Linked DNA regions of Homo sapiens: region 1 is linked to region 2. A link is a loop called in an ENCODE intact Hi-C map of the cell type or tissue named here. Cell type or tissue: endothelial cell of umbilical vein. All regions are shown on one strand. Each heading gives the region's core, and the rest is flanking DNA. Links, peaks and the distances in the headings are about the cores only.

Region 1 (15,551 bases), core at 4,667-12,666, 51 kb after region 2:
GAAATTTCTATTTAAGTCCTTTGCCTATTTTTAAATTGAGTTTTGTTGTTCTTGTTGTTACTGTTGAATTATAATGATTCTTTATCTATTCTGGATACTAGGCCCTTATCAGATATATGATTTACAAATATTTTCTCCCATCCTATAGGTTGTCTTTTCACTTTCTTAATAATATCATTTGATGCAAAAAAGTTTTTAATTTTGATGAAATCCAATTTATTAAATTTTTTCTTGTGTTGCTCATGCTTTTGGTGTTAAATTCAACAATCTGTTGCCAAATCCAAGGCTATGAAGATTTACCCCTATTTTCCCAAGAGTTTTATAGTTTTAGCTCTTGTGTTTAAGTCATTGGTTCACTTTTTACTTTTTAATAATGCTTTTGTAAATCATCTTTATGAAAGTATACTTCATATATAATAACATTTACCAAATTTTGTGTAAGATTTGACACATTTTGACAAATGCATAACAATCATTTAGCCACCACCACAACCATAATTTAGAATATTTTCACTACTCATTAAACATTCCCTTGCCTTTTATAATAGTCAGTAACCTCTCTGACCCTGGTCCCTGGCAAGAATTAATTTGCTTTAAGTCAATATAGCTTTGTTTTTTCTAGAATTTCATATAAATGAAATAATATAGTACATAGTGTTTGTGTCTGGCTGTTTCATTTGTAATACTTTTGAGATTCATATAAGTCATATGTATCAGTAATTCATTTCTTTTTATTTCCGAATAGTATTTCCATTGTAAGTTTATACAATAATTTGTTTATCCAATCCCTTGTCAATGGACTTTTGTTTCTAATGTTTGGCTTTTGTGAATGAAGTTGCTATGTACATTTCATAATAGGCCTTTTTATGGACATATGTCTTTATTTCTCTTGTACAAATTGCCAAGAGTGGAATTGCTGAATCATATGGTAAATACATGTTTAACTGTTTTAAAAAACTGCCAAACTGTTTTCCAAAGTGAGCATATATTTTCACTTCCCATCAGGTTTAGTTGTTTATGTACAAGATTTTTAGATGCTCTAAATCCTCAATATTTGTTATTGTCAGTCTTTTTAAAATTTGAACTATCCTAGTGGTGTGCATTGATGTCTTTTTTTTTTGTATTTTCAGTAGAGACGGGATTTCACCATGTTGATGTCTTATTTTTAAAATTATACTTATTTTTTAGAGCAGTTTTAGTTTTACAGAAAAATTTCACAGAAATTACAAGTTCCCATATACTCCTCTTGCCTTGCCCCTTAAATATTTCGGAGGGTGTGAGGTAGGGGTCCAACTTTACTATTTTGCATGTAGATATCCAGTTGTCCCAGGACCATTTGTTAAAAAGACTATTCTTTTGCTATTGAACGATGTTGGCACCCTTAACAAAAAATCAATTGGCTATAAATATTTGGGCTTATTTATTTATTTGTTGAGACAGAGCCTCACTCCATTGCCCAGGCTGGCATGTAGTGGCATGATCTCAGCTCACTGCAACTTCTGCCTCCTGGGTTCCAGAGATTCTCCTGCCTCAGCCTACTGAGCAGCTGGGATTACAGGCATGTACCAACACACCTGGTTAATTTTTATATTTTTAGTAGAGCTGGGGTTTCACCATGTTGGCCAGGCTGGTCTTGAACTCCTGACCTCAGATGATCTACATACCTTGGCCTCCCAAAGTGCTGCAATTACAGGTGTGAGCCACCGTGCCTGGCCTGGGTTTATTTTTGGACTTTCCAATTCTATTTCACTAGTCTGTGTGTTCTTTTTATGCCAGTACCGTGCTGTTTTAATTACTGTAGCTTTGAAATCAGGAAGTGTGAGTCCTCCAATATTCTTCTTTTTCAATATTATTCTAGCTATTTAGAGCCCCTTGCAATTCTACGTGAATTTGAGAATGAACTTTTCTGTTTCTGAAAAAAAAAAGTCATTGGAATTTTGATAGAGATTGTATTGAATTTGTAGATTGCTTTGGGTAGTATTCCATCTTAGCAATACAGATGCTCTGCAACTTACAACAGGGTTACATTCTGATAAACCCATCATAACCTGAAAATGTTGTAAGTCAGAAGTACATTTTTGACTTATGATATTTTCAACTTATTACAGATTTCTCTGGACATAACCACATTGTAAGTTGAGGAGCATACTGAATGCGTATAACTTTCACACCATCATAAAGTCAAAAAACAATAAGTCTAACCATTGTAAGTTGGGGACTATCTGTATTATCTTCCAATTCATGAACATGGAATGTCTTTCCATTTATGTTGTTCTTTAATTTATTTCAGCAATGTTTTGTTGTTTTCAGTGTACAAGTCTTTCACCTCCTTAGATTTAAAATTCTAGTGTTATATTCATTTTTATATTCTAGATTCATTTCTAGGTGTTTATATTCAATTGCATGCAATTGTAAATGCAATTATTTTCTTAATTTCTTTTTCAGGTTGATCATTTCCAGTGGATGAAAAAATAAAACATTTTTTTCTTTTCTTTTGAGATGGAGTCTCAATCTGTTGCCAGGCTGGAGTACAGTGGTGCGATCTTGGCTCACTTACAACCTCCACGTCCTGGGTACAAGCAATTCTCCTGCCTCAGCCTCCCGAGCAGCTGGGACTACAGGTGAATGCCACCATGCCCGGGTAATTTTTGTGTTTTTAGTAGAGACGGGGTTTCACCATGTTGGCCAGTATGGTCTCGATCTCTTGACCTCATGATCCGCCCACCTTGGCCTCCCAAAGTGCTGGGATTACAGGTGTGAGCCACCGTGCCCAGCCACAGCTGAGTTTTTTTTAGTTGTTATTTTATCCTGCAACTTAGCTGAAGTCTAGTAGCTCTAGTAGGATTGGGGTTTTGTGTGTCTGTATATGAATCCTTTGGGATTTTCTATAAATAGGAACATGTCATCTGTGAATAGAGATAGTTTTATGTCTTTCATTCCAGTTTGGATGTCTTTTATTTCATTTTTCTTCATAATTGTCTGGCTAGAACTTCCAGTACAATGTTGAATAGCAATGGTAAAAGTCAGCATCCTTGTCTTGTTCCTAATCTTAGGGGGCAAGCTTTTGATATTTCACCATTGAATATGATGTTAACAGTGGCTGTTCATAAGTGTCCTTTATCATGTTGAAGAAGTTCTCTTCTATTTCTAGTTTTCTGAGTGTTTTTTCATGAAAGAATGTTGGATTTTGTCAAATCTTTTTTCCACATCATGAAGTTTTATTCTCTTATTCTATTAATGTGGTGTATTAAATTGATTGATTTTCTTATGTTGGATGATTCTTGCATTCCTGGAATAAATTTCACTTTGTCATAGTATATAAGCCTTTTACATGTTCTCAGATTTCTTCTGTCTGTATTTTGTTCAGGATTTTCACTTCTATAATCATAAGGGATATTGGTTTCTTCTTTTATTGTCTTTGTCTGGCTTTTGGTATTAGGGTAATACAGCCTTATAGAATAAGTTAGGAAGTGTTTCCTCTTCTTCTATTTTTCAGACGCATTTGAGAATGATTGGTATTAATTTTTCCTTAAATGTCTGGTAGAATTCGCCAGTGAAGCCAGTCTAATCACATCTTAACTAATTTTCTTCTTTCCTGACTCATCGCCCTCCAGTCTATTCTTCCTTTTATAGCCATAGTGCTTTTCCAAAATATCAATCATCTCAAGTCACATTGCTGCTATAAATCTTTTAATTGTCCCCAAGTCTTTGCTGGATAAAATGTAAACTCCTGTTTATGAGGTTCAAGGCCTTTTGTGAACTGACTGTGCTTGCCTTTATGGGTTATTCTGCTCTGTTTTAGAAACCCACCAACCTCCTCATTTCTCCTCCGCCAACAAACATGCACACCTTGCACACACTCACACTTCCATTCATAAGGAATTGCTTTTGATTTCCAGTATGAATCAAGCTCTTTTGGGCCTCTGTGTCATTGTACACTCTGTTTCTTTTACATGAAACCCATTGCCCATCTTGTATATCTGGAAAACATTTCCTCAAGTATCACCTCCTCCATGAAGTCTTCCCAGACACTTCTCCTCCCCCTAGCCAGAGTAACACACCTTTGCATTATTCACTCATTGCAATCTTCTCAGATATTTAGCTCAGGTTTTTCCACTGGTTTGGAGAGCATAATAGACATTTTAAAGACACGCTTACTCCTTCTGTTCTCCCTCCTCCACTGATGTTGGGCTTGACCATCTGACTGGTTAATCTCATAGTGGGTAGGGAGAGTATACTTTCCTTCCCCATGACATTGGGCTTGATCACATAAGTGAATTGTTGTAGGCAAATGTATATTAATAGACACCATGCAAGCAGAGACTTAAAATGTTCTGTTCAGTTGGATTGCCATACTGCCTTGTAAAGAACTTCCCATGGGTAACTGCTGTCCTTTCAGCCTGGGCACCAGAACAAACACACATAGGGCAGACCCAAGCCAAATTTAGTGAGAAGCCAAGTGTAGCCAGTGACACAGCTTGAAACAGAGTCATCCCTTAAAGCCAAGCCTAGATCAACTACCTATGATTGCATGTGGGAATTGTTTGTTATGCAGCTTTATTGTATAAATAGTTCACTGATACAGGGGATTTTTAAAAATACAATTACTGTTTTGAGAGATTCCAAAAATTAAAAAAAACTACCAAAAATGCTAGAGCAAATATTCCACATACCAACACACAGAATTGACCATTGTTATGCTTTGCCGTGTTTGCTTAGGTCTGTTTGTTTCTTTTACAAAATAAATTAAATACTATAGAGAGTTCCTGCAATATTATTAGTAGAACCTTGGAGTCAGAGATTCTATTTTGTTCTGCTTCGTATTTCAGTGACTAGAACAATGCTTGACAATACTAAGTGCTCAATGAAATGTTCTTTGAAAGAATGAATGATGAATTAATGTAATCAGGGCCAGTGAGCTACATATATGTGAAGTTGTTTGGAGAACACTCATCATATTTTTCTAAAGCTTTTAAAGGTATCTTAGCATTTTGAAACAATCTGAAGAAATAAGAAATTCTTTATTTGTAAGTTTTACATCTTTCTTATTGGTTTGTCCTATCTCCATACTCCATCAGCATCTTTTTATTGCTCCAAGGTGCATTCATTATAAAGGGGAGATTGAGAGTAACAAGTGTTACCCTCTTGGGGAGATAAAAGTCTTAATAAAACTTTCATAATGTGAAGTGATTAGGAGTAGTATTTTGGGATGGGAATACAAGTTATCCGTCCCATGGATTGAAGTCGTAATATACAGAGGCTTCCTTCACTCAAAGTAGGAGAAACTAGTTAAGCACTTATGACATGCTAGGAATGTACATGTTATCCCATTTAACTCTCAACAATTTTGTCCTGATGGGATATTTGGCTCTGTGAAGTGGTTTCTGCTTAATCCTGTTTGAGCCTGGGAATCACCTTCTTTCTCTGAGGCAGGTAAGATGACCATCTAGATGTCTTTTTATCTACTTAATTTTCATAAATTAAGTAGACTCAGGCCTCAAATGGAAGTGAGAAATCAAATATCTTACCACCTCATATTAAACATTCTCTCTATTCCTTTCTAATTGGTGGGAATTTGAGTAAAATGGGTGATGGAAATAAGCCATTTCTGAGTGTCCACTATGTGCCAGAAAGACTTACTTTTGTCTTTTCATGTAATTCTCACTTGCTCTAACTCTACCAGCTTTCCAGTGTCACTTCCTTCCCTGCACTTGATGGTGCAACCATTTTGAGCTGCTGCTGTCCTTCAAACCTACCATGTGGCTTTTCACTGTCACCTTTGTGCTGGTATTTCTTTAACCTAAAATGCCCTGCTTGCTTCTTCAAGTGTGGATCCAGAGACCAACACTATCAGCGTTAACTGGAGCTTGTTAGAAATGCAGAATCACATGCCCCACCTCAGGTGCTGAGTCAGAATCTGCAATTTCAGTGATTTAGATGCAGATTAAATTTGAAAAGTATCACTTGATTCTCTCCTTTTCCACCATGTAACTCTTCCCATCCTTCAAAGCCCAACTTAGCTCTCACTTCCTCCAGGAAGCCTTTAGTCCCACCAAAAAGTAAGTTAGCCATTTCTTCGTGCTATTTCCTTTACATGCGTCTTCTGTCTTTGCTTTCTCTGCTAGGCAGTGAGTTCCTTCAGTTGAGAAATTGAATCAACTCTATTTCTGTGTCCTTTGCAGGCAATCAACCTACAATAGATATTTGTTGAATTTGGTGAGTAGCCATTCCCATGAGGGAAACTTTATTATCACCATATTGCAAATGCAGAAACTGGAGCTCATGGAGGTTAAAGTTGCGTTGTGAGTGACAAAGTCAAGATTTAAACCCAGGCCTCCTGATTCCAATACCCATGTTTTCATCTCTATGTCTTATGGCAATTTTAAGAATTTCAGGCAATGGAGAGGATTACCTTAGGATATTGGGATCATCTCCCGTACATAAATAATGTCGGACAGCAGCTGCCCATCCTAAAGTCAGCTAGTAACTAAGAGTAAGAGAGCAAGGCCATTTGTAGAGATCGATGCTAGAGAATGATGGAATGCCTTGGGGAAGCAAAGAAATCGTTTGTGCTTTTAAAATCCATTTGCAAAGATCACTCCTAAAAAGCGTGTATGTCTATATGTGTACAGTACCTGCCCTAAAACAATACACTCAAAATTTGTCTAAACAAATGAACAAATGACTTTGTGCACCCATAAGCGTATCCAAATCCATGTGTGTATGTACATACTTTGCATCTCTGAATATATATATGAACCTGTGATGATGTGTTCCATTCCCTTGCTATTCAAAATGTGGTCTGAGGAGGAGTGGCATTGGCATCACCTGGAAATTAGTGGAAATGAAGAAACTCAGGCACCACCTCAGACACACTGAACCAGAACCTGCATTTTTAATCACTCCAAGTGATGTATATGCACATGAAAGTTTAAGAAGCACTATTCTAAGCAATCCCAGGTAAGCCAGGACAGGCTGTCATGTCAGGTTCAAGCTCAAAATGCTGAAAAGCTGCCAGAAAGAGATGTCTTCATTACTTGCATTCACTGGGCTCGTTATTTTATTCCTCTGCTCTTCACACACCTACCTGTAGACAAAGATCTAATTTACCACTTAAAAAAGACGGAGCACACACATGCCAACACAAGCACATCGAGCATGTCTGAACCTTTGTTGACACTTTATAAACCAGATTTTTCTTTAAGTCTTCTTCCACCAGGATATAGGCATTTTTCCTAAACATGCAGAGAAATGTGCCTTTTTTGTTCAGTAGAGCTCTTTATCTGCCCCTTTCTGCCTCCATCTACCCTTTCTAGCTTTGTTCCTTTCTTGTCCTCCCACCCAGCTGCTCATTTAGCAAGAATATAAGTTTTCTCTTCAATCACCTCAATTCTGCCAATTTATAGAATTAATTTCTTTTTTCTTCACTGCCTTACCCCTAAGAATTAGATATGGATATCTGCCTCCTTCAGTTTTTGTTTGTGTAAAGAAAGTTGGGAGTCAATTGATATTTCTAAAATTGTTAAATACTCTGAAGAAAAAAAAAATACCCTTTTCTTTCCTTGAATTTTTCTTAGGAAACATGACATTGGTCAGTTGCTTGAACACCATTCCTTTACCTGTTCTGTTGCCTGTCCCCTACCCTGGGCTTTCTAAAGACTGTAGAAGTTATACTAGGTTCACATTTCCTCTATCTACTGGAGTGACACATTCTTTAAAAAAAAAAGAGGGGCGAGGGAAGGGCATTTGGAGCAGGCTAAAGATAACCAGGGGTTATTTTTGAACAATAGTTCATAAGAATTTATCATTTCCAAGGCTCTCTTCTTGAGGAACTGATAAAAGTGGCCCCTCTGTCCTTTTGCTAAAGATGGTATTGAATGATCATATGATGCAGGTGATAACATAATATTATACAGAGTATTACAAACAGTTATATGGTTGTAAACCAGCTTTGTAAATGGCTATTTTGTAAATAGAACCACATGTTTGAGGCACGTTGGACTTTTAGTTGACAAATTCAAGAGTATAGAAAATCTCTTGTTCTCTGCAATCAAATTAAATCTAAGTCTGAACACCCATCTATTTATCCCGGCAGGAAATGTAAGTTACCAAGACACCCCTCAGGGCTCTGAAAGTGTCTTACCCAGCCACAGAACATCAGGGAGAAAATCCTAGCCATCACTTATCTGTCCACCCTGACTATCTTTAAGATACCCATTATCCCAGGAACATGGTCTTTTCTGGTCCAATTAGGGCATACGACTATTCTGTGGGGCTGGGAGCTCTGTGTCCAGAGCCCACCTGCCCTAGATTTCTCCTTCCTTCTCTGACCTTTTTATTCTAGGTGAAGTCTCTCCCTCTTCTTTCTAAATACCTTCAAATGCACCCCTCAGCTGAAGATCATTTGGTTTAGGCTTTTACAAAAGACAGGAGATACAATTGCCTTCAAATTGTTCCTGCTTTCTGCCCTATGAAAATCCCTGAAGCAGGAAATATCAAGAGTCCAGCTACTTGCCTGACACACATGGGAAAGGGAAAGATTCAGCAAGTCACGCCCAAGTTAATATTTCAGAAGAGTGTCCAGACTATTCTCTATACAAGGAACTTGTACCTATCTCTTCATCATCCCCTTCTGACCTTGCTGCAGAGAGAAAAGGCCATCATTCTCTCTAGCTCATGCTCCACGACCATCATCAATCAGCTATCTCAAGACCCCACTCTGGTTTTATTTCATTATTTTTCTCCTTTATCTCTATCTCAACTCCCACCATCCCAAGCCACCCACTCTAATATATTCAATACGCACTTCAGTTGTGAGTATTTCATTGAAATGTCTGTGCATTTTAAGCGCTTTTTATTTTTATGTAATTTCAAACATACAACATAGCAGCTAAAGCAGTACAAGGAGCTAACATGTACCCTTTATCCAGAATCACCAATTTCCATTTTGCCTGATGCAATTTATAATTCTCTCTTTCTCTGTCTCTCATACACACACACACACACACACACACACACACACACAAATATAGAAATGTTTTGTTTGAATCTACGTTCAAAGATGTCACAAAAACTTATTTTATGTGTAAAAAATACATATTGCATATATTTTTTCCTGACATGGCCAGCCTTTGTTGTGACTGTAGTTGGACTTTGCTGATCTTTATTGCACTTTTTAAAATATGTTCACTATGTTTATTTTCTTTTTTCATTTTCACAAACATTTATTGTTGCTGTATCTTCCAGACTAGGGCTCAGGGATCTGAGCATCTTTCATTCAGAGTTGTATTGAAATCAACAGACAAATAGCAGAATACTGGAACCAATGAGCATGTCCTGAAAGAGTACAGTTGTCCCTTGATATCCACAGGGAATTTGTTCCAGGACCCCTGCAGATACCAAAATCTGTGGACACTCAAATTTCTTATACCAAATGGTGGACTATTTGCATATAATGTACATATATCCTTCTCTATACGTTAAGTCATTTCTAGATTACTTATAATTATTAGTCTGTTTTCACACTGCTATAAAGAACTACCTAAGTCTAGGTAATTTATGAAGAAAAGAGGTTTGGTTGACTCATAGTTCTGCAGTCTTGACAGGAAACATGACTGGGAGGCCTCAGGAAATTTACAGTCACAGTAGAAGGTGGAGGGGAAGTAAGCATGTCCTACCATAGTGGAGCAGAAGAGAGAGAGTGAAGCAGGAAGTGCTACACTCAGAAAATTTCTAACAACCAGATCTCATGAGAACTCATTCACTATCATAAGAATAGCAAGGGGCATGTCTGCCCCCATGATTCAGTCACCTCCCACCAGGCCCCTCCTCCAACACATGGGGATTACAATTCAAGATGAGATTTGGGTGGGGATACAGAGACAAACCATATCAATACCTAATACAATATGAAAGCTATAACAATAATTGTTTTACTGTATTTTTTTTTAACTTGCACTGGGCTTAGTGGCTCATGCCTGTAATCCCAGGACTTTGGGAGGCTGAGGCAGGAAGATGGCTTGAGGCCAAAAGTTCAAGACCAGCCTGGGCAACATGGCAAGACTCTGTTACCGCAAAAAGTTAAAAATTTAAAAATTAGCTGGGTGTGGTGCCACGGGCCTGTGGTTCCAGCTGCTTGGGAGGATCGCTTGAGCCCAGGAGGTCATGTTCACACCAGTGCATTCCAATTTGGGTGATAGAACAAGATACTGTCTCAAAAAAACAAACAAACAAACAAAAACGTATGTTTATGGTCATATTGTTATTTTTTTTTCTAAATATTTTCAATCTGAAGTTGGTTGAATCTGAGGATGCAGGCCCACAGATATGGAGGGCCACCTATACAGGGTTAAAGCCAGGATAAGCCACAAAACAAAACAAAAGCAGAACATGGAAAAAAAAAAGTCTCCAACCCAAATGAGTCAAATGAAAAGTTGGAACCAGATTTAGAGATAAAGCAATCACAGAAATGGATATGTGTCATAATAATAAAGATAAACATAAATGAATCATCTGTTTTGGATGCCTACTATACGCCTGGCACTTTCTATCCTTGTACTAAACCCTGTAAGTTGAATATTTTTGTCTTCCTTTTGCAGATGAGGAAATAGAAGTGCAAAGAAGTTCCACAACTTAACCAAACTAAGAGGCAATGTAGCCACAACTCAGACACAGGTCCATCTGATTCCAAATCTCATTATTTCCCTTCAATTCCATGTTGCACGAGATGGACAAGAAGTATAGGGATGAACATGGAAGAATTCATGTAGCAGAGTTCAGGCACACTGGAGGATTTTTTTGAGATTGCCATAGTTTCTTTGGGGAAATAATTATATTTAAGAGGGGACATCAGAATATATAGTCAGTATGTCTAGGGAGTGTTAAAATGAAATTATTTATATGGAACAGGAAGTAAGGGAGCCCAAAAAAGCTAAGCTAGGCTCTTAGACCTGGAGCCTAAATATCACAGACCTTTAAATCAGACCATTTTGTGTTCTTTTGGCCTAAACCAACCATGGTGATCCTGTTTCCACTTGGCTGAGATTGGTTATTCCATTACCCTCCCTTAGGGATGACCATGTGACCCAGTTTTAGCCAACAAAAACTTATGGGAAACCTGCTGGAGTTGGGGCTTCTGGGAAAGATTTTCCTACCTGATAAAAAGGAGCCTTCCTCCCATCCTTCCTGCTTAGGACACTGCCATATGAGTTTGTGACATTTGGCCATGGCATCCATCTTGTAACCCTGACGGGACTGTGAGGAAGCAAAAGCATCCTACGAAATAATATCTGACCATTTTGCAGCCTTTGCATATTGTTGGTAGTTTGGAAAGTACTTTTACAGACCTAGTTTCATTTAGTGCTTAAATAACTCTGTGAGCTGGTTAATATGTGTGCTCTAGAAGGATCCAAAAATCTGTAGATTCAACCTAAGTGACAGCATGATGGTAGAACTAAAGTTACCAAATGTTTCCAAGTGGTTTTCTAACTAATCCTATATGGTGTTCTGAAATTGTTTCCAATGTTGCCTAAAATGAGCTCTTCAAAGAGGCTTTGGTCTTCAGACCCCCTAGGATGTTGCAAGGAAAAATCAATTAATGTTCTAAAGCGTAGGTTATGCTTTGCTCAGGAAAGAATATTGAAATGGTTAAAGGCAAAAGCAGGCAAAACTGTAAAGAGTACATAAGCACTTGTTGACACAATTTAGGGACCAATTACTGAGGAAATGCCAAAGGCTCCCTGCCACTTTAGAAACTGCTTGGAGTACAGACCTTAAAAATTGTCTATCATAGATATTTTATTATTGTTCATTTGGAGAAATTTCACTATAGGGTTTCAGGACAAATTCATAGCAGTGTTAAATCACTGTACTTCTACCTTCCAAGTAGAAATTATTTCATTCTGTTAAGTCTTAATGTAGGAATCTACAATAGTAGTAATTGTATATAATTAAATTCTATAGAGTGGCATTCTCCTAGAAATTATAGCACCTATAAGTAAAGTAGAATAAGGGAGAAATACATTTATTCAGTGCTTATCATATACCGGAAACCATATATTACATAATCTAATTTGACTTCCTCTTATGACTCTCCAACATCCTTATGAGATAAGATTATCAATAATCTATAAATGTGAATAGATCACAAATTTAATGAAACAAGTTTCAGTGTATGATAAACCAGAATATCATCCTAACTTATTACACTTTTTCTATAGGGAAACAAAACATGCAAACATTTAGCTAGTCAATTTTTAAAATTGAGTCCAATAACCTTGTTTTATCCCGTACTTCAAAAAAACCTACTATCTAAATAACTAAACAATTTTAAACAACCTTTTAGTTAATTATTTTGAAATTGTATAGCCACAGCATTTGAAAGAATCTTAAACAAGCGGGTAAAATGTATCTGGTTTGGAGGTATCTGGTATAATTATCCTTCTACTTTGTATTTGATGAAAGTAATTGATGTGAGTTACCTTTATTAAATTATCCCCAAATCCTGTGAGTTATGGATTATTCACATTTTACAAATGAGGACAAAATTCAGAAATATTAGCATGATGCCAAGATTACATAGCAAGAAAATGGTAAAGGCAGGACCCAAATCTAAGTGTGTCTTGCTCCAACGCCCACGTCTATCTACTACTCCTTGCTGTAATCACAGCATGATTTTCTTTTAACAGATGATAGAAAAAAATTCCTTTGAATTTCCAACCACAAAATGAACTGCTTCACTGGATGTAGGGTCTGTTAAATAATTTTTCTTAAATGAGAATTTTATGTGTTTCTTATTTTTCTCCCTTAGGGAGTTGCAGAAGGAGCAAGAGAAAAGATTTCACTGTGATTTCCAAGTCATGCTGCATAAATCATGTCCCGGATAAATGCCATGGCATTGCACATTGCAGTGTCTGCTACACAAGAACACTGGTAGCATCATTTTGATTTAGTTTTTGTTTGTTTTTAGAAATGGGGTTCTCATTGTGTTGCCCAGGCTGGCCTCAAACACCTGGGTTCAGGCAATCCTCCCACCTCAGGCTCCCGAGTAGCTGGGACTACAGTCGCACACCACTGCACCTGGCTTCCCTTTGGTTTTTAAAGTCCTATTTCTACACTTTGTGATGGCCTGGCTGATCACCAGTTGAAAGATCCCATCATCCTCTTCCCACCCCCCAAAAGATGAGCTTAACATCGTTATTTAAACAGGCAAGTGTGGGCAGGTAGAGTCAAGTTGGACATTAATTTGGGCATTAGATTAAGACTTGAGTTTGAGTCCTGCTGCTCTTCTCGTAATGACAGAAACTTTGGCAAGGTTGCTCACTTTCTCTGAGCCTCAATTCCATGGTATAGAATAGTACTTCCCAAATTGTATTTCTTAAATTTCCAATCCATTTGAGGAAAAATACTTTTGTAAAATATATGAATTACCAGGAAAATTAAATAGAAAATGTAGACATATAAGATATGCACTCATTTTTTTAGATTATTAGATTCAACAAGCAGAAAATTTCTCTCTAAAAGCTTCTAAACAGCCACTTTTAATTTCTGTATCATCTCGCTGTGGACTGGAAAGAAAGAGTTCACAGCCTGCCACACGTCCAGGAATCACACTTCGAATAGCACTGATCTTTAAGGATAAAAGTCCCTTTCTTCTTTGAAAGGTTGTAGTTAGAATTCAATGCATAATGTATGTGAAAAGCTTACAAAACTGCCTGGCACATACAAAACATAAGGAAGTACCACCTCTTCAGTAAAATTAAACCCAGAACCTCTAAGGAATTAGCACCTGTAGACAGTCTCCTGGGAAAACTGGGAACAAAGTAAAGCCCCCTGACTAACGGCATTTGACTTCATGCCCCAACTTTACCTTCTCATCAAGATTTTCTTCCTTCTTTCTCTCTCTCTCACTCTCATTGCCACAGTAGCTCTCTCTCTCTTTCTATTCCCTTCCTACTGCCACCAAGATACTGGCCTCATAGTGGTGAAAAATTCCTGACCATGCAGTGTCAGAAACATAGTACTAGGACCATCAGCAACCCAGCTAACAAAGTATAAAGTCCTCGTCCTTACTCAACTTGTTTGTTGTTTGGTTCCCTAAGCTCTTTAGAATAGAGTTCTTGAGCCAGATTTGTGGCCATCTAGCTCTACTTGTTAGTTGTTATTTTGTCCTTAGTCAAAGGACAAAGGTCACTTAATATTCTAGCTCTGGGTTTCAGTTTCCTGAAGTATAAAATGAGGGAAAGAAAATGCCTGCCTTATAGGGTTGTTATGAAGATTAAATGAGTTGACATACATCAAGGGCTGAGTATATTACCTGGGACATAATAAGCAACCTGCTCAGTTGGTGTCAGCCATCGTCATCATCATCATCATCATTACCAAAGTGATCACATGGAACCTCGTGGGTCCTTCACTGCTCAGCTCCTGGTCAGTCCCCACACAGCAGAAGTGTCATTCTGAATGGCCTCTCAGAGAAACATCCTGCTAGACAAATGCTCCTGCCCAGGAGAGACCCTGCCATATCATCCAATTGACAATGGTCCATACTGTCAGATTCAATTTCTACTTGGGGAGACACTGCTTTTCCCTGAGTGGTTGGTACCAGGAATAATCTCTTTTAAGTGAGAATCCTTCCCCTGCCTGGAAGTGGCTTGGCCATACAGGCCTACCAGTCTGTCTTAACACATATCCCTACTGTAGCTTTCATATAACATGTAACACAATATACAATATGTTTTGATATCCAGAAACCATTTCATCACTGTAGGTTTTGTATTAGTTATCTAGTACCATAATCATGCTGTATAACAGACCACCACAAATGACACAACAATAAACATTCTTTACTCATGCATCTGGAAGGCATGCTAGGAGATTTTGCTGATCTTGGGTCAGCTAAGACATTCTTTTTGTCTTGTGCAGGGATTGGCTGGTTGTTGACTGACCTAGGATAGTTTCAGCTAGGATGACTGAGGTGACTTTTGCTCTACTCTGTGCGAGCAGAAGGATAATGCAAATACATGCTTATGGCTATGGTAGAGGACAAGAACAAGTGGAAACCCATAAGTGCTTTTCAGATCTCTGTTTGCCCCACATTTGTTAGTATCCCATTGACCAACCCAGGTCATAAGGCTGAGCCCAGAATAGGAGTGGGATAGCACTACAAAGTTAGGTGACAATGGACATAGGAGTATGATCATGAAATGTTAGTTCTACCTTCCATTATCTTATATTTCTGTCCAATCATATCAGAAAAACCACTTGTTGATTCATACTTCCAAGTCAGGACTGTCTATCAAGCCAAGGTGTTATTGAATATATACTCTAGGATTTCATTTTTCTGTTTGTTTAAACAGACTCTGTAGAATACTTTTTTTCTCCTACTAACTGAAAATGGAGCAACAGAAAATAGATTCATTTTTTATAATTGATATATGAACATTTCATGTCATAATTCCTAAGATAGTTTATAACTTCTATGGGGACCAGTCTTCATCCCATGGTATTATTGTATTCTCAACAAATGAACTTAACATCCAAGGAATAATACT
Region 2 (15,551 bases), core at 5,143-13,142:
AAAGTGCAAACAATATTTACATAGTCTTTACATTGTGTTGGGCGTGTAAGTAATCTATAGATGATTTAAAATATAGGCCAGGTGCAGCGGCTCACGCCTGTAATCCCAGCACTTTGGGAGGCCGAGGTGGGTGGGTAACCTGGGGTCAGGAGTTCAAGACCAGCCTGGCCAACATGGGGAAACTCCATTTCTACTAAAAGTACAAAAAAATTAGCTGGATGTGGTGATGGTCACCTGTAATCCCAGCTACTTGGGAGGCTGAGGCAGGAGAATCTCTTGAACCTGGGTGGCAGAGGTTGCAGTGAGCTGAGATCACGCCATTGCACTCCAGCCTGGGTAACGAGCAAAACTCCATGTATATACATACATACATATATATACGCACACACACACACACATATATACATATGTATATACACACACACATATATATACACATATATATGTGTGTGCATAGGTTATATGCAAATACTACACCATTTGATATAAGGGAATCAAGCATCCTGCATTGTGGTATCCTCCGGCATCCTATAACTGATCCCCCAGGGATACCGAAAGATGACTGTATATACACAATGGAATTCTATTCAGCCTTTAAAAAGGAAGAAATTTTGTCATTTGTGACAACATGCATGAAACTGGAGGATGTTTTGCTAAGTGAAATAAGACAGACGCAGAAAATCAGATACTGCATGTTCTCACTTACATGTGGAATCTAAAACAATTGAACTCATAGAAGCAGAGAACAGAATGGTAGTTACCGAAGACTGGGTAGTGGGGGGGAATGGGAAGATAATAATCAGAGGGTACAGAGCTTCAATTAGACGGGAGGAATAAGTTTGATTTTTTTTCTAAGTTCTATTGCACAATGTGGTAATTATAGCTAATAATTGAGTACTGTACATTTCAATATTGCTAAGAGAATAAATCTCAAATGTTCCCATTACAACAAGTGTCAAATATTTGAGGTAACGGATAGGTTAATTAGGTTGATTTAATTATTCTACATTATATTAAAAAATCATAGCATCACTTTGTGCCTCATAAATATATACAACTAAAATTTGTCAATATATAATGAAAATACAATCTGAATTAACAAATAAAACTAAAATGTTATTGCCGCTTGGGAGGTAGTATGGAGAGCTCTTTGAATCTACTTCGGTTTCTTTTCAAAACTTCTGCTCAGAGAGAATCACTCAATTCTTAGACATTTCATTCTCTCCCCATATCCTTTCTCTTTTTCTCTCTCCTTTCCAATTATCTTATAAATCACATTCATTCTCTCTTTCTCTTGCCTTTTATTCTTCCTTAGGACTCCTATCCGAGCCAAATTATACCCCTAGCCATTTCAGGCAAAGAATAACTGTTCTGCTATTGATAACTTTCTTTCTAGGGAACAGCAAGGCAGTGGTTTTGACATGAAATTGGATGAGAAGAAAACCTAGCACCATCAACTTTTAAACCTTTCAAAGGTTCAGAGAGATGTCCATTTCAATTTATTTATTTATTTATTGAGACAGGTTCTCACTCTGTCACCCAGGTTGGAGTGCAGCGCTATCCTGGCTCACTGCAGCCTGGACGTCCTGAGCTCAAGTGATCCTCCCACTTCAGCCTCAGCCTCCCGAATAGCTGGGACTACACATGTGCACCACCACACCCAGCTAACTTTTTTATTTTTTGTAGAGATGAGGTCTCACTATGTTGCCCAGATTGGTGTTGAACTCCTGGGCTCAAGCAATCCTCCTTTCTTGGCCTCCCAAAATGCTGGGATTATAGGTGTGAGCCACCATGCACAGCCTGTTTCAAAATCTTCTGCAGCTTCATTTTTCATTGGAAGTCTCCACTTTTTTCAGGAACTGGCATATTCTTGGCAAACTTATACATCTTAATTAAGTTTCCAACAGTTCAAAATGATTAATCCTGGTAATGATAGCTAATATTTATTGAGCATTTCCTATATAATGGACACTATAGTGCTTTACAAGTATTGTCTTATTTAATCACCCCACTTAACTTACCAAACTTATTTAGAACTTACTTCATTCCGGGTGTAAAATCAAGAGTTTTCATACCTAACTGTTGTGGATGTTCAGAGACCTTAAATGGTTTTCCTAATGTCAGTAAAAATTAGAACTAGGACTCAGCCCTAGTCTTCAAAATTCTACCACATTCATTGCTCTTATTTTTTTCTCAATTTCTGTAAGTATAATAATATGGTACTTTTTTCTAGTATATATATATTTTTCATTTAATTATACAGCACATTTTAACTATATTTTTTCTTGGGAAAACCTGGGAAGTGTCACAATTTACCATTTGTGACATTCCTATAGAGGAAATGGAGTATGAATTTCAAACATGCACGTTCACCAATGTAATTTTGTAATATAAGCTCCCTTAAAATGGAATCTTTTTTTCCTATTGAACATTCACCAACAATTGTGGAATCAGTGCTAGTTCCATTTTAAACAGTATCTACTGGTTCTTAAATCTTAAAAGGCAGGCCGGGCGCGGTGGCTCACGCCTGTAATCCCAGCACTTTGGGAGGTCAAGGCGGGCGGATCACGAGTTCAGGAGATCGAGACCATCCTGGCTAACACGGTGAAACCCCGTCTCTACTAAAAATACAAAAAAAATTAGCCGGGCATAGTGGCGGGCCACTGTAATCCCAGCTCCTCGGGAAGCTGAGGCAGCAGAATGGAGTGAACCCGGGGTGGGGGGTGCAGAGCTTGCAGTGAGCAGAGATCGCGCCACTGCATTCCAGCCTGGGCGACAGAGAGAGACTCCGTCTCAAAAAAAAAAAAAAAAAAAAAAAAAACTTAAAAGGCCAGAGTGTTTAAAATAAGTACATTTTCCCCAGCAGCTGAATCCATTTGTAAAACATCTGAAAGAAGGAAATGAAGGCAAAAGTAATGCAGTACCACAGAGAGGTGTTTCAAATCAGTTTAGGCATCTTTTATTTCTACAAAGACAATTTGCATAGAGCAAATCTTATGCTTTTACATCAACTTCTGCTATAAAACCTGAAGAATATTTCTATAATAAAAAGAATATTTTATCCAGGTTGAAACTATTTTGTAAGGAAGGGGTCGTGTAGATAATCAAGCAGGAAGGATAGCCAGTGAGAGCTGACAGTGCTTTTGAGGCATTTTCAATCCTTTTTAGATCTTTGGCAAAATTTCCTCCATATCTTTAACTTTCTCTCTTTGGTCAACTTTGTCCTCACTGTTACAGTCCAGTTTGGAAAAATATCTACAGTGCTAATGTGGTAATTTTGAGGTTCAGCCTAGAAGGCCACATGAGTTCTTGGCTTCTTGCAGGAAAGAATTCAAGAGTGAGCCAACAGAGTAAAGTGAAAACAAGTTTATTAAAGGAGTAAAAGGGTGGCTATTCCCTAGGCAGAGCAGCCCTAAGGGCTGCTGGTAGGCTATTTTTAAAGGTTATTTCCTGATCATATGCTAAAAAAGGGGTGGATTATTCATGAGTTTTCTAGGAAAGGGGCAGGGAATTCTCACAAGTAAGGGTTCCTCCCCTTTTTAGACCACATAGGGTAACTTCTGTGAGTTGCTGTGGAATCTTAAACCGTCAGGGCACTGGTGGGAGTGTCTTTTACCATGCTAATGTATTATCAGATACTGCTGTCTGGGCATATCATCGTAACCTTGATTTAGTAAATTATAATGCATTTCTTTAGCAATTATTCAGTTCTCCACACTCTGTAATAAGAATCCTGTCCATTGTCACAAATTATTTCTATCAACTCTCTACCCTCCACCTGTCTACTAAAAAGTAAAAGGGAGTCACAAACATTTCTTAAGACCAGTATTTTCCAATTCATTTTTTCATTTATTTCTCCTAGCAGTCCTGCATATTAGGTATTACATCCCTATTAGGTACCATATCAAGTATTTCATTGCAAGTCTCCACTTATCTGTGGTGGAGGAATTGAGGCTTAGAACAATTAAATGACGTGCTCAGCAATTAAGTGGAGAAGCTTGAATTTGGACCCAGGTCTGTCTGAATCTAATGCTGTTATTCTTTCACTATTACTACACTGCTCAAGGTCTTTTTGAAAACACCAGGTATGAGGGATTTTTAACCTAGAAAGCCACACAGTCATGTTTCTCAGACACATAAAACCTCCTTTAACTGCTTATTTAAGATGCAGATTTCTAAACCCTGAAAATCTAAATCTGTGAGTTCGTGAATGAACTTCAGGGGACGCATGAACTCTAAAATTATATTCAACCTTTTGTGCAGTGTTGAATATCTGATTCACCAAGGTATTTTTGACCCCAAAAGGCAAAGCATACCAGCTGTAAAAAGGGAAATCGGAGTTACGTCTTGCCATTTTCTAGTTTTCGGTCAGCCGCTGGGAATGAGGAATAGTTAAGTCAGCTTGCAATACACTGTGTTTTTCCATCCCTGCTCCTGTCCCTACCCTGCTTCACCTTTACCCCACTCCTCCCTGGGTTGGGTCCTTCCTGTTCCTTACTAGAACCAGCTCCCGCCACCACCTCATTCATGGCAAGAAACTCTAAGGGCAAAATGCTTTCTACGATAAATAATGCAGAATTGTTCATCTCCTTGTCCACATTAACTGAAAAACTGAGCACTCAATGACCTAAGTTGTCTAACATTTTACTGTAAACAGGATACAATTTATGTGAAGGAACATAGTTACCGTACTTCTCTGTCATCTACAGTCTGCAGAGAACAAAAAACAATGGTAACCCGACCCTTGGGCAAAATGCTAATGGCTACATAATTGATTTAGCAGATAATTATAAAACACAGTCCCATACTAAAACACAAAAGATGTAATTATTGCACTTTACAAACTAATTAATACTAATTCAATTCAATAATTAATAATTCATTATTTAACCTCTAATTAAATCATCATCCTTCTTTTCCCTGCAAACTTTGCTGGTGGCTTAATTGCTGTGGGTCAAATATACAAGAGAGCTCTCCTCTGTTAATTAAACAGTGAAAAGACGTGCAATCATTGTAACAGAGAGAATTAAGGAATTTAGATTGAAGTATCTCCCATTTGAAAGAGACAAGAGCATTTCCTGGCCTCAATTCCCACCCAAAGCTTTAATCGGTTAAAAAGGTCCAGGGTAACAAAAACTGAAGAACCTGATAAGATAGAAGGCTGTTCAAGGTATAGATCAGGCCTTAGGAAATACATAGGAGCCCATCAGACTAGACGCATAGTCAGAGTCCCTTGGGGCAGTCACGAGCTTGAAACGCAGACACTGACTCATAAGATCTGAATTGTGTCCCTCTCAACTCTAGGTTCTCTGATATCATATTGATATTTTGATATCGGTGATTATGGGAGTATTTACACAATTAGAATTGGTGCACACTACAAATCTGGGCTTTTTCTTTCTTTCTCTCGTGCTGTTGTTAAACATTTACCAGCCCACCAACGCCCCTACAGCAACAGAGGTGACTTGTAGCTGAGTCCTAGGTTGTCTGGATACAAGTGCCAAAATCCTAGAGTCAGGATTGGGGCTGACCAGCAGCCTGGAGTTCTATCCCTGGGGACCTGGGAATGGAATGATGTATATGGAGGCTGTGTTCTATAACAAGTTTTGTAGTGACACCTTTTACAGCTCATCTCAGTGAACCCTCACATAACTCTGTGATAGACATTGGTGTTATTCCTAGTGATCTTTTGATTTTTTTAAAAAAGTACATCCTTCTCTCACAATTATGGTCCACTAAATTTAAACTTATTTATAATCCATTCATTGGTGGCTTACTCTTTAATTTATAAAAATTTAATTCTTAGCATTTCAATGCACCATGAGATTTTTCTCTACTTTTAAAGTGTGTGTGTGCACATATGCGCACACACACACTTTATAAGTACAGAAAAAAATTATATATATATATATATATATATAAAGTGTGTGTACATATATATGGGCACACACACACTTTAAAAGAGAAATATATTTTATATATGTGTATATATATATATGCGCACACACACATTTTATAAGTAGAGAAATAACACACACACACAGGGTGTGTGTGTATGTGCAAAGTAAAGCAATTCTCTTCACCTACACATATATGTATGTGTATGTGAATATATATGTGTGTGTATACATATATATGTGTGTATGTGAATATATATGTGTGTGTATACATATATATCTATATCCATATCTCTCTCTATATTCTAAATATTGAAAGCAGAGTGGCATTATCACAGCATACATGATGTCTTTGGACGGGCCAAGGAATAAAGAAGCAGTCTAGCAAATCTTTTCCTCACCAAAAGGGTTTCTTTCCTCCAATAGGAAGTGCCAGTGACCATGTGAGGTGAGAGTAGGGTGGGGGTGAGCAGCGGGTGGAGTCATCACTTAGCTACATAGAATGACATATTAAGGGATACTACATTTGCAACTTCCTCATCTCTCTCCACTCTCCTGGTAGTTTCCTAAGAGGACTCATTTCACTAAATAGTTACTAATAGTTTTCTTATCTGTAAAACTGTGATTATGGTTATACCCACTTCATAACTGCCTTATATAAGCAAATTAAATGAGGTAGTATTTACAGAACTCTTACAACAGCACCTGGCACATACTGAAAAGTCTGTAAGTGATGCTGCAGTAGTGGAGAAAGACATGGAGCCAGAAAGGGTGGGGTTTGTCCAGAAAGTTGTGAGTATAGTCCCAGAAGATCATAGGCATACAGGAAATGTGATGAGTGACCAGATGACTGGCTCACCGTATTGGTGCAGCCAGTCAGTCCCCTTCCTCCTCATAGTATGGCACTTGGAGCCTTTCTGTGTGGTGCAATTGCACTTTCACACTGCCTTTCTGCATGGTTGTACAGGAGGAGCTCGGTTACCGTAGCAGCTCTCTCCAGACCTCAGATATGACTTCCCCTTCAGTATACCCTTTAGGTAGCGATTTATCTAAAACACCCAGGTGATCACAGAACTGCTCTCCTGAAACCCTTCAAGGTTCCCCATAACTTTCAGAAATAATTTCAAATGTGATAGAACAATTTAAAAGTATCTTCACATCTGGCCTCTGCTCCATTGCCAAGTCACTCAATGTCCTGCCTCCTCCCTCCAGTCCTGGGGAACCAGTGCAGGGGCTCAGTCCTGCCTGTGGTGCTGTATGCCTTTGCATATGCTGCTCTCTAGGTCTAAAATGTGCTCTCCAGAGAGCTCCTATTAAACTTTCTAATGCGGTAAACTTTTCTACTCCATCAAAGTTCACCTCCAATGTCACCTATTTTGTGATGCCATTTCAAAAAACCCTCAAGTTTAGTACAGGCCCATTTTCTATGCTGCCACAGCACCCTTTGTGCAACACTAACATGGGGCTTGTCACACCATAATATAACTGCTTGTTTCACCTGGTTCCTCCACCACACACACATACATGCATACACACACATACACACACACAGACACACACACACTTACCCATATCCCAGGAACTCTAGCTAGTATCAGGGTTAAAGCTCATATTGCCTGAGTTCAAATGCTGCTTCTAACATGGAATCCCATTTCCACCTTTGTAAAATGGAACTCATAAACATAACCATTTCTTGGGTTGTTGTGAGGGTTAAATGCAATAATCTATGTAGTATCTCAAAAACTGCCTGACATTTCACAAGTATAGGTGTGTTTGACTATGGTTGTTTTCCATTGAGATCAGGCAGTATCCAACCTTTGGATCAGTACTGTGGGGTGAGAATATCACAGCCCAACAGAGACCCATAAGAGCATGGATGCTGCAGTCAGATGGACTGAGGTTGGAACTGTGGTGTTTCTAAAAATTCTTTATGAAGAGTTCTTACCTCACATGGTTGTTGTGATAGTAAATGAAGTAAAGCAATTCACCTTGCCCATGAAAATCCTTTTAAAACATTAGGTGTCATTATTAGAGAGCACCTACTGAAAGTTGGAAATTAATGATGAGCATGCCAAGGGTGACACACAGCTCTCCTGCCACTTACTGCCTGGGACGTGGAAGGCTGCTGTCCCCCAGCCAGGCATGGACTCACGGGCTGTATCATAACCACAGTGCTCAGCTGTGTAGACCATGCTGGTTTGGCCCCTTTGCCTTCCAAATAGCTTTGGTGACGAAGATGTAGCTGTGGTCACAGTTGCACCTCAAGCCCCTACACTAAATCACAGTGAGTGAGAAATTGCTGGGAAGTGGGAGGAAGGGTGATGGAGGGTGTGTGTAGTCTGGCTTGAGAGGTTCACCCAAACTTTCAAGTAGCCTCCACAATAAATCCAGGACTGTCGCTTGGTGATTAGTTAGAGGAAACAGAAACGGCTGGACAAAGCCAGGAAATGACCTTAGAGACTAAACACGGTGTATTTTATTTTAGGGCTTTTTCTCACTTAGAAGTACTGCCAGGTTGTTTAAAGAGAATGAGTGTTATCAGGGAAGGATTTGGGGGATCTGCCAGGCTTTTGACAACATGTGGTAAAAGATTTACAAAGCCCGGAATCAAAGGAGGAGGACAGACAGGGGGATGTGTACTCAAGAGATGCCGCAGGTGGGCCTGAGATTGACAAAAATTTTTATTGCCCTTTGGGGAGCTTTCTAGTAAGCCTGATGGGCTCTGCAAGGCGGGGGCAGAAGCCCGAGCAGAATGGCACGTTTCTATGGAAGGCGGAAGAAGTGAGGGCAGGGTGGGGAGCCATTTGGGTCCTTTGGAACCCATGGATGTCAATTAGGGAAGGGAGTGGCAGGGTGAGAGCAGGCAGGACTGATGAGACTTTGGGCACTTTCCTGCCCCCATTTTTAGACAGATGGAAATTTAGGAGGTGTTTGAGCAAAAAATAAATAGCCTGAACAATGTAAAACTATTCACAGGAAATGAGGAGGAAGGAAGGTTAAAAGTATTGAACCCCTCTTATGCAGCAGAGTGCTGGCTGAACCATCAGTGCTAATGCATTACCATCCTTAATGTAACAGAGGAGACAAGCAAAGCTTAGGCTGGTAAAATCCCCTTGTGTGTTGCAGGTGGGGGAAATGAGGGCTGTACCCCAAAGTCTATCAAACCCCAAAGCCTTCTATGATGTTACCTTGGAAGGGATGGGCAGGTAGAATTGAATACCAGCTGGCAGGAATCCCTTCTTTTCTGCTTCCTTAAGCAACTGCTTTGCTACTCATCATTACAATGGTATCAGAGTCCAAAATGTATTCCAGGGGTCTCCCCTGCACAGCTTCCCTGCACACCATGGATGGTTCTGGCTTCCTAAACATGAGATCATTCACATTCTCTTATTTAACGACAACCAACTGCAGGCTTCTTTACTTATTGTATCACTGAATTGGCCTAAAGCCCATTTAAAAAAAAATTGACATTGTATGTTTTTATCATGTAAAGCATTATGTTTTGAAGTATATATACATTGAGTAGTGGTTATATCAAACCAATCAACAAATATATTACCTCACATAGTTATCATTTCTGTGGTGAGAGCATATTTTCAAGAATACCATATATTGTCATTATCTGTAGTCACTTTGCTATGAAATAGATCTTAAAATTTATCCCTCCTGTCTAATTGAATTCATATATCCCTTGACAAACACCTCCCCATCCCTCCTTCCCTTCAAAAACCTCAGCCTCTAATAACCACCATTCTGCTCTCTACTTCTATGAGATCAACATTTTTAGATTTCACATGAGGAAGATCATGCAGTATTTATCTTTCTGGATTTGGCTTATTTTACTTAACGTAATGTCCTCTACGTTCATCAATATTGTCACAAACAGCAGGATTTCATTCCTTTTTGTGGTTAAATAGTATTTCATTGTGTATATAGGCCACATTTTCTTTATCCACTCATCTGTTGATTGACACTAAGATTGATTTCATATTTTGGCTATTGTGAATAATGCTGCAGTAAACATGGGAATGTAGATATCTTTTTGACGTAGTGATTGCATTTCCTTTAAATGTATACATAGTAGTGGGATTGCTGGATCATATGGTAGTTCTATTTTTAATATTGGGGAAACTTCCCTACTGTTTTCCATAATAGCTGTACTAATTTACATTCCCACCAAGAGTGTACAAGGGTTCTCTTTTCTCCATGCTATCTTTGTCCTTTTGATAATAGTCATTGTAACTGGGATGAGATAATAGCTCATTGCGGTTCTGATTTGCATTTCTCTGATGATTAGTGATCTTTGAGCACTTTTTTAATATACATGTTGGCCATATGTATGTCTTCTTTTGAGAAATTTGTATTCAGATATTTTGCATGTTTTTAACTTATTTTTTTCTACTATATAGTTGTTTGAATTCCTTATATATTTTGGACATCAACCCTTGGTCAGATGGATAGTTTGCAAATATTTTCTCTCATTCTGCAAATTGTGTCCTCTGTTGATTGTTTGTTTGCTGTGCAGAAGCTTTTTAGGTTGACATAATCCCATTTGTCTGTTTTTTGCTTTTGTTGCCTGTGCTTTTAAGGTCTTATCCAAAAAGTCATTGCCCAGACCAATGTCACGGAGCTTTTCCCCTATGTTTTCTTCTAATAGTTTCATAGTTTCAGATCTTACATTTAAGTCTTTCATTCATTTTGAGATTTTTTTTAATATGTTAAGAATAAGATAAGTCTGATTTCATTATTCGGCATGTGGACATCCAGTTTTACCAACATCATTTATTGAAGAGGCTGTCCTGTCCCTATTGTGTGTTCTTCAAGGCCTGTTTATTTTTAATGATGCCATTAACTGGGGCACGCAATGGAGTAATTCTGAGGCCATTTATTTCCTCTCTTAAAGAGAATCTGCAAATGGTCCTAGGGATTTTTTAAATGTGATAAAATAATAGCTAATAATAGCTCCAATTTATAGAGTGCTTACTATGTGCTAGGCACTGTGGGAAGCATTTTATGATCATTGTCTTATTTAATTGCAGACTGATGGCATGCAGACAAATCTGGCCTGTAGGCTGGAACTGTGTTTTCAAAAGATAAATTTGAATGACTTTAAATGGGGCCTGTGCTATCCAGTTTTCTACAATCAGCACCATTCCCTATTTTTTTTACCACCTTAATTCATTTAATTATAATCAGGCCCCTGTAGACAGTTGCATTTTTAACTTCTGTCTTAAAACAGCCTGATAGAATAGATCTTAAAGAATCCCCATCCTATTGCTGAGGTAAAGAAAAAATATGCAATTTGACCAATGCCACCTAGTTAGGAAGTAGCAGATTAGGATTTGAAACAAGTTCTTCTGACTAGAGAACAAGCTTTTAATCAATACATAATATTCCTTACTATCATGGTGATGTTTCCACAGGATGGCACAGTGTCTTTTATTAGGGGCAAGAGAAATTGTCCTGAATAATTCTTTAATAGCAGTGATGCATCTTCTACCTCTCTTCTCTCTCCCTACTCCTCTGTTCACTGAGCAGATGTCTATAAAAACTGTTGGCAAGCAGATGTTGTCACTCTCATCTCCACCTCTCTTATAGATGTCATTTCCACTTTTCCATACCAGCCAAAGGTTATGATCTCACCTGGAATTCAAATTCCAGGTCACTTGGTCGTTCCAGGTCATTGGGAGATGACTTGGAAGAGTTCTATAGCAGAACCTTTTTAAGAACTGGAATTAGTGGCATTCATCTTCATAGCTCCTCTCCTAGCACAGAGATAGCTGGTACGTGGTAACTGATTAATAAGTGTGGGCAATCATCATTCTTATGGTCATAACTATTATTATTATTACTACCAGGGAGCAGGTAATAATGTTCACCCAAATACCTAAAACCACCACCTGAAGGGTGATATTTACCTTTTATTTTATATTTTTCCTGATTAATTTGTAGCTTAAATATTACTTCTAGGCCAGTCAATATTCTTGTTTTGTATACTGAATATAGAATATTAGCTTCAACTTATTCATTTATTGATTTACCACTCATTTATTCAGTAAATACTTACTGAGTGACCAAGTGTTAGGAGCTGAGATACAGAGTGATTAGAATACTTGTCCCTAAGGTTAATACATTCTAGCGTAGTGTTTTCAAACAGCAGGACACAATTCATTAGTGAGACATAAAATTAATTTAGTGAGTCATGACAAGCATTAAAGAAAATAGAATAGAATAGACTAGAAAATACCAAAGTGAACTTTGGTTAAGTATTGTTCGTGAACATTTATTTCCATAATATCTATGGAAGTATTGTGAATATCCTGGGTTGCATTGTAAAATATATTTCTTACAATAGGCTGAGATCAAAAAGCTTTGAACACCACTGGCCTGGTGGTCTAGGGAAGAGGGTACAGAAGACAGATGCTTGAACAAGAAGATGACCAGATGGCTGAATTACAATGGTTTTCTTTGCCCCTCAGGTGTTTCTCAGTAAGTCAACAGATGTCCACAAACTGAAAAACACTTGAAAATCCTAGTCCAAAATCTCTTTAGGCTCAGATGCTTCATGCTTTGGGACTAGTCCTCTTCTATGGCCTTGAAAGGTTCTCCCCACCCCACCTCACCCCGACTTTGTAGTAACTAAAATCAGTGACGTGTGACCTGATCTTCTTTAAAGCTGGACACGCACACACAAGTGAACACACACACACGTATTTTCATACTCTTTCTAAATTTGTAAACTTTAAGTCTTTCTTATCAGAGAACCTACTAATCCTAATCACATAACTAATCACATAATCTTATCACGTTCCCAATGCCACAGGTAGCTTAAATATTTACAGGGCTGAGTGCGAACCAATTAATGTAGAAAGGCTGTCAAGCTTGGAAGCCTTGTCAAAAATTCGGTAGTAACCTACTTGCTGAAGGCCAAAGCCAGGAAGGCCAATTCCTGTGCCAAATGTGGTTTCCAATAAAGTTCACATTTCTATTCCAGTCCCACTGCCTATGTGTGTGTGTGTATGTTTGTGGATGTGAGTTCACTGATTGTTTATTTTTTCTAAGCCCTTTGTGAGGTCTCTTGCAAATCACTTTCCAGGTCTGTGCTTGGAATTTTCTGCCGCACATTCCCAAGATTTTCAACCAAATCCAGACGGCACAGTTCCGTTTTGTTTAGATTTGTTTTCCTTTAAGTAGTCCTCCAACTAGGCTTTGAAGCAAGCACCCCAGGATGATAAATGAGAAAAACTCACACCTCTTTGAAGGACTGTGATTCCACTCTGTCTGCCTGGAGCCTAAGCAAAGCAGCTCTAAATTGATTTACAGAGACAACTGGGAAAATGGGAAAGCGTTTCCGTGGAAATGCAGCTAATTAAAGGCTAGATTAACCAGCTCTATCTTCTTTTCACTCTTTCTTATGCCTGAGCACCATGTTCCTTTATAGCACAGAGCTTCCTCACTCTAGGATGTCCACAGGGCCTTAATTCTTCGGAAAACATATTCCTAAGTAGAGTGGTAGACAATCCTTAAAACCATCAGTTTTGGAACCATTTGCCTTCTTCTAGTGGGGGGCAGGAGGAGTGATTGTTTTCCTTTCCAGTTTGTTTTAGAGGAACAGCTGCTTCTCTGGGCATTTGGCTAACTCTTCTCTAATTCTGAACAAAATCACTAGGAGCCAAGAGCTGGGTAAATGAAAAAGTTGGTACCTTAAGGCTAAACAGATTGTGCCTTTTCTCCCACATATGAGTGCTCTTTCTAAGCAAGATCTGAGAAAAGGTACTTTGACATATCTTGGGATTGGTGGTTATAGGTGGGGGGGCTTTCTGAATGCAAATGAAATGAACTAAATCCTTTGGCTTCCAGACTAAGTGAAATCTGAGGTCACCAATGAGTGACAGCTACAAAGATTGTGCACTTTCCAAAAGCAATAATTGCTACCCAGGTAATTATTAACAGTAACCAAGCCTGCTAATTCTCTCTCTTTTCTCTATTACCTCCTGCTCACTGCACTATGGAGTTCCCTTTGTGTTTCCATGGAAATACAGAGCAGTTTACATGAAATATTCTTTAAAATCAAGCATGGGAAGCCCATCCTCTGTGTATTGATCTTATTAACTACATTCTGTTGTAACACTGTAACACCAGGTCAAATGAATAATTTCAAACCTTGGGACCATACATTTTATTTCCATGTACTCACTCACATCTATTATGAAAATATATATTGGATATGATTTCAGAGTCAGTCTGTCGTGGCTTTTTATGACTGAGTGGACCAATTTTTCAGATTGCTCAGTGTCTAAATGGCAATAGATGCACAGTGTCATTTTCTCTTATGTTAGTAACTGAAGCATTTATTCCCACTTAAATTTAATTCCTTTTCCATATTATGTCTGCTATTGGCTCCAGATCCCCACCTTCTTCATGACCATACCTCTCTCTGCTCATCTTCTTTAGTCAAATACATTAATGTGGTGAACATGCATAGAATAATGCCTCCCACATAGCAGATATTCCAATACATGCTTTTTTATCAGATCTGTAATGCGATATTTTTTATTAGCAAATAGATGGTTGTTCCAGGGAACATATGCCATTCAAGGCAGGATAATAGCAAAGGATTCAGTTTGTTTGTTTGACTGTTCTTCTTTTTAATAACAGTCAACCAACATTCTTTGCCCTCATGTTCTTGCACTAAGGACCCAGAATGGAATTGGTGAGAGAGAAGCAGCAGAGATCTTTTCTTTAGTCATATAACTTAGTCATCATGATTCCATTGTGGGTGAGACAGTAAGCACGTGGACGAGGGACAACACTGCATGGACTTCAGCAACAGGAATTGCAACAGGGAGGGGGTACACTTACTGAGCACATGGCCTGTGACCCTCATTGACTTGGCTTAAATCCTGCCTCTACTACTTGCTGGATGTAAAAGCTTGGGCAAGTTGCATAATTGTTCTGTGCCTTAGTCCTTTAATTTATCAACTTTGGTTAGTAATGTACTTACCCCCAAGGATTGTTATATGGTTTAAATAAATATCTATGAATTGGCTTTAAAACACCTATTATATGATAAGGATTGAATAAGTTTTTGGTATTTTTATCATTCATAAATTACCTGTTTGTGGTATATGGTGGAAACAGATTTCGTGGGTGGTATAGAGAAGAAAATTTAAAAGATACAAGATGCATTTCATTTTAGACCCAGAGGGAGAGAGAAGACATTTCAGAAAGACATAAGCAGTAGTTAGAGTGTTGGATGGTTTTGATAAGAAAAGATACCTTAAATGTAGTTAACATTGAAGAAGGAAAAATGTATCTGGTTTAGGCAGTAGACATAGAGTAAATTAAATCAGGATTTTAGGGGAGGCATTGGAAGAAACAGGTAAGGCAAGAGTGTAGACTGTTAACATTCGGGTATTCACTAGAATAAGGTGATTCTGGATCATGGCAGGAGTTTAACCAACAGAGGCAGAGTCAGCAGAAACTGAAGAGCTGGGCATGGGCTGCTCTGTCCAGCACCTCAAGGTGTAGGAGGAGGTGATGACGGCTGCTTGGGGACCAGTGGCTTCTCCTGCTAATAATATACTGAAAATACTAGATGTAAAATAAGTAAATGATTATTAGGTGTAGCCCAACACATAGAGAGAAATCTGA

Evidence for each region. A loop is a pair of places that touch in the nucleus more often than their neighbours do. Peaks named below come from ENCODE experiments on the same cell type or tissue, not always from the same donor. Only the 100,000 strongest peaks of a DNase experiment are listed, where the experiment ranks them.
Region 1: a loop joins it to region 2, with 4 times the contacts of the local background. A loop is called at or near these places in 9 of 110 quality-filtered maps.

The regions. Positions count from the first base shown.
Region 1 is chr9:19,970,588-19,986,138 of GRCh38, reverse strand. It overlaps a transcript of SLC24A2 not described here. Among named protein-coding and RNA genes, the nearest start is that of SLC24A2, 190 kb to the right of the region's middle. In endothelial cell of umbilical vein, for the core only: no CTCF peak of the experiment used is centred there; a DNase peak (open chromatin) is centred at 9,648; H3K27ac peaks cover 1,293 bases.
Region 2 is chr9:20,021,722-20,037,272 of GRCh38, reverse strand. It overlaps a transcript of SLC24A2 not described here. Among named protein-coding and RNA genes, the nearest start is that of SLC24A2, 240 kb to the right of the region's middle. In endothelial cell of umbilical vein, for the core only: no CTCF peak of the experiment used is centred there; a DNase peak (open chromatin) is centred at 8,342; H3K27ac peaks cover 820 bases.